2 separate regions of the Mus musculus genome follow, and region 2 is linked to region 1. The links are chromatin loops, found by intact Hi-C in ENCODE. Cell type or tissue: heart. All regions are shown on one strand.

Evidence for each region. Hi-C counts contacts between places; a loop is a spot of excess contacts. Peaks named below come from ENCODE experiments on the same cell type or tissue, not always from the same donor. Only the 100,000 strongest peaks of a DNase experiment are listed, where the experiment ranks them.
Region 2: it touches region 1 in a loop (3-fold over the local background); 2 of 42 quality-filtered maps call a loop at or near these places.

The regions. Positions count from the first base shown.
Region 1 is chr6:3,344,676-3,347,175 of GRCm38, reverse strand. It overlaps Gm20559 (a long non-coding RNA gene), which reads left to right and starts at 1,035. Exons shown (of 4, transcript XR_003956390.1): 1 at 1,035-1,323. In heart, a CTCF peak has its summit at 971 (motif pointing right); a DNase peak (open chromatin) is centred at 1,095.
Region 2 is chr6:3,182,553-3,185,052 of GRCm38, reverse strand. It overlaps LOC115490388 (a long non-coding RNA gene), which reads right to left and starts at 1,937. Exons shown (of 3, transcript XR_003956382.1): 1 at 1,415-1,937. In heart, a CTCF peak has its summit at 1,048 (motif pointing left); DNase peaks (open chromatin) are centred at 1,042 and 1,892; H3K4me3 peaks cover 994 bases.

The DNA.
Region 1 (2,500 bases):
GTTGCTCTATCTGTGCCCTCTGCAGAGATCTCGGGCAGCTGGAAGGTGCTCCTGAGGTGCAGGTCCTTCTCCTGGGACTTCCTAGATCCCAAAACCCATAAGAAACACATTTAAAAATATATGAATCACCTAGTCTGTGGTCTTCAGTTACAGCAACAGAACATATGATAAACTAATAGTAAATATAGTAAATAAATAAATAACTGGTACTCCCAGGGAGATCAGTTAAACAGACTCATAATTTGCCTTGAATCTGTAAATTACTGTTGATAAGATTGCCATTTTTACTATGCAAGCCCAATCTATGAGCATGGGAAAGCTCTCCATCTTCTGATATGTTCTTCAGTTTCCTTCTTCAAAGACTTGAAGTTCTTCTCAGGTGGGTCTTTCATTTGTTTGGCTAGAATTACACCACGATATTTTATATTACTTGGGTCTATTGTGAAGGGTGTTGTTTCCCTGATTTCTTTCTCAGCCCATTTATCATTTGTATAAAGGTGAACTACTGATTTTTTTTTTTTTACTTAATTTTGCATCCAGCAGTCACTTTGCTGAAGGTGTTTATCAGCTGTAGGAGTTCTTTTTGTATAGTTTTTAGGGTCACTTATGTATACCTCAACTGTGCAGCTTGGTCTTCATGTGGGTACTGAACAACTGGCAGGGGTAGGGTGGGGAGATGTCCTTTAATCTTGCCTGCCTGTGGATCCTGTTGCCCTAACCTTGCTGCTTTGTCTGGCTTCAGTGAGAGAGGATGCACCTAGCCCTGCAGAAACTTGATGTTGAGGGGGTTGGGGAGATATTCCACCCTTTCAGAAGAGAAGGGGAGGTGGAATTGTGGAGGAACTGTGGGGACTGGGGGGAATGGGATGAGGGATTTGATTGATTGGGATGTATAGTGAGTAAATAAATTAATTAATGGGTAAAAAAACCCTCAGACTTTAGGTCTTTGGGTTTTACCCAAACAAACCAGCAGGTGGCATTGTTGGCACTAAAGAGCAGAAAAAGAGAAAAAAAGCATTTCAGGAAGTCTCTTTTTATATCAGAATCGAAACTGGAAACTGAAGCAGAGGTGGTTTTCACTTCCTTACACTCTTGCCAGCATTAGCCACACCCTGGTGTCTCTCAGCCAGTTTAAGCTGGTGTTAAAGTAGACAAGCAGACTGGTTAAGACCACCAAGACTAAATGAAGTTGTTTGTCACAGACATCTTAGGAGGAAGAGAATACAGATACCAGACATTTTCTTTACTAAAATGGACAGTTTTTTTTTCTTTCTTTTTTTCCTTTTAAAAGATTTTTTATATAGAAGAAATCTGAAAATTTGGGTAAGTACAAAATTTCTTCTTTCCTATTATTGTTGTTGCTATTGGTGTCTACAGCAACAGTTTATGGAAGAGGGAAAAGTAAACTTTGAGGTCAGAATGTTTTAAGTATATTCTAAAACAAAGGTGGTAATTTTCTGAGCTTAAAATTTCTGGTCTGTGTGTTGTTGTAAATGGTACTGTGGCTATAACATAAACATTCCATTAAAAAAATGTTTTTGAAAATAAGGCACAGTTCTATTATTAGCCCTTAAAGAAAAGCAGCATCTTCAACAAGAAAAAAAAATTTTAATGTTCTATTAGTGCAAAACATAGTCCTCTAGTCACTGTTGTAATCAAGAGCCTGGGGACACCAGGCATCCAAATGGCCATCATGTGCTCACTCATGTGTTGGGAGGGACTGGGCAGCAGAGGTGGTTGGACAGCATAGCAAAACCAGGGAGTGAGTAGCTGAGGGTCAGAGCTGGAGAGTTGCATGTGAGTATATGAGGCTTTGCTTCTATGTAAGAGTAACGAGTGGGCAGTGGGATCAGGAGTTAGACATCTATAATATCAGTAAAGATGGTCCTTCCCTGCCTCCTTCCTCTTGCTCACGTGAGATCACGTGTTCAGAAGGAAATGGTGACAGACTGCTGGTGGCAGTACTCTGTCATTTACACATCTCTTTATCATGCCTGGGTCATTTCTGTTGAGTCCATAAACGTTTCCTCCAGGAAGATGTGGACAGAAGATGTGGAAATGGATGCTCTGGAGATCTGTTTTGCTTTTCAGCTTGCTAATTAAACAGAATTAGAAAACTGTGATGATGAAAGTGCTGCGAAGCTCACCGCTGGCTTGGACCAGGCCAAGGTGGGCTGCTGCACACAGAGACGTCAGCTCTTTCAATGCCTGTGTCATTCAGAATCTTCCCTTTCTGCTCTCACCAGTGCTAGATATGCTGGAATGTTATAAACTTACATCAAGTAGTATACCTACCTGGCCGTTGTTAGATATGAAGTTTAGACATGAAGAAACAGGCTCTATAGTGAATTGTGCACTTTTTCCAGGAAATAAAGAGTAGAAACTTTGTTTTAAAACAAGGCCAATCAAGTGATAAACGTTACTACAATAAGCTGTAAAGAACAAAAAGTGTTGGCATTGATCAGGCTTCTGGCATAGGAATTTTGATCATATGAAATAT
Region 2 (2,500 bases), 160 kb after region 1:
TTTGACCTCTATCTCCACTCTCATTAATATGGGTGGCCTATTTGCTCTTATTAATAGAAAAGGGGGAACTGTGGGAAGCCGCCCCCACATTCGCCGTCACAAGATGGCGCTGACATCCTGTGTTCTAAGTTGGTAAACAAATAATCTGCGCATGAGCCAAGGGTATTTACGACTACTTGTACTCTGTTTTTCCCGTGAACGTCAGCTCGGCCATGGGCTGCAGCCAATCAGGGAGTGATGCGTCCGAGGCAATTGTTGTTCTCTTTAAAGAGGAAAGGGGTTTCGTTTTCTCTCTCTCTTGCTTCTTACACTCTGGCCCCATAAGATGTAAGCAATAAAGCTTTGCCGTAGAAGATTCTGGTTGTTGTGTTCTTCCTGGCCGGTCGTGAGAACGCGTCGAATAACAGGCTGGAACATCTTTCCTCCACGGGTCTTCCCTCCAGGTTCCTTCTTCCTGCCCTGACTTTATTCAAACATGGATGTGACCTAAACATGTAAGCCAAACACACACCTTTTCTTCACTAGGCTGATGTTGGTCAAAGTGTTTTATCACAACAACAGAAAGGAAACTAGGACATGTATGTTTAAGAAGAAGTTAGAATAAGGCAAAAGTGAAATAGGTTATTAGGTTTCTTTGCAAGTTCAAAAAGATAGAACTGACTTATTCTTTCTTTGAAGTATTCTTCCATACCAAGTATAATATATAGCATATATTTAAATATACCCAGATGAACAATATCGAGGTTCAAAAACAAGTTTTCAAGTACATCTGTTTTTCTTCAAAGCTGGTACTGAATCCAGGACCTCACTGATGGGGAGCCAGCACTCTGCCAACTTACAATACCAGTAACAACAAAAAAACCTTCCAGTCAAGAAAACGAAAAGATAAAAACAAAATATCAATTCTAGTGGAGGGTAAAGCAGATGCTTCAAAGCAGAACATGATTATGATCAGCTGCTTCTAGCTGATAATTTTCAAAGTAGAAACTGTGGCCCAACAAATCTTTGAGTCTCACTTTCACCTAACTAGGGCACAGAGCGCCCCCTACTGGGAGTTCCTGACTGAATTCAAAAGCTCACTTTTAACATATACTAGAGGAGTTTAACACCAATGTTTGAAACTTTCAGGGATTTTACAACTCATCGACGTGAAGTTATTTGTTTCTTGGACCCATACAGATCATTTTCAACATATCCCATCAGAACCATCCTAGCCTCACCACAAACGTTAGGGTCTCCATATCTCTCTGTTTTCCCACTACCTCTCTGCAACATCCCATGATACCTCTATTCCCTTCCACCCTAGGTGAGTCTCCAAGTGGGTGCTGAGAATGAAACCCAGGTCCTCTGCAAGAACAGGTGCTCTTAACCTCGGAGCCAACTCTCCATCCGCCTCCCACACTAGGATCCGCACCTTCCAAATCCCACTGAGGGACTTCAACTCTGACCCCCTGAGCCTCCGCGAGTTCCCGGAGCTCGGCTGGGTGGGTGGGAATGTGGTGCGCTGGGTAGGTATAGATCCCTTTGCTCAGCGCCTGCCTGGAGGAGTTGGGAAACAGCACCCACAGCTCCTCCCTTCCCTGCCATGGCCTAGAGCGACTAGCTTGGGCACTGGCCACAGACAGAGTCTGGCAGTTGTAAACCCCACCCCAAGCTGACCACTGAACCCCGGGCTCTTCCTCTCAAACTTTGTTAAGTTTATCCCTCAGGTGTTGCACCACTCCCGAGCAACAAGCACCGGTCTCAGACTGCTGGCCCACGCAGGGGCTCCGCCTTCTGCGCTCTTAAATTCTGCCCTCGTCCTGTTGCTCCACACTCGGACTCCGCCTCTCATGCTCCAAGCCCCTCCCTCAATCTAATTGCTCTACACCTGGACTCCACTTTCTGTGCTCCTAAGCCCCGCCCTCAGCCCAATTACTACAGCCTTCATCGTTTCTAAGTTCCGCCCTCATAACTGTTGCTCCCCTCTGGGCTCCGCCTCTCGCGCACCAAGCCCCGCCCTCAGCCTATTTCTCCACATCCGGGCTCTGCCCTCTGGGCCCTTGAGCTTCGCCCTCAGCCTCTGGCTTCGCACCCTCCTCTCCCAGCGCTCACTGGTCCTTCCAGCAGTCCTCCGGTTGCATGCGACCAGCAGTGAACTTTACTGGGTAGGGTGGGAAGCCGGTGGCAGCCTTGATAACCCGGCACAGAAGCAGAGTCGCATTTCGGAGCGTCCACTTGTAACGCGGCTTCTCGCACACGGAGCCCGTAGTCCAGGGGAGAGGAGGCCAGGGCGGCCCTGGAGAGGTTGCAGGTGCAGGCGGATCGGCGGTGGAGACCCCGTCGGGCTCAGGAAGGCACTGCGAGCCGCACGGAGCTGAACCCCTTTCCCAGACAGTAGAGTCTCCCCTCCCCCTCGGGGACCTTTACCTGTCACCTCCTGAAGTGACCTTAGGCACCTTTTGTCTAGGGCACGCTGGCTGGGCCTCAGAACTTAGTGCTCTGGGCCATTGAGTTGTCC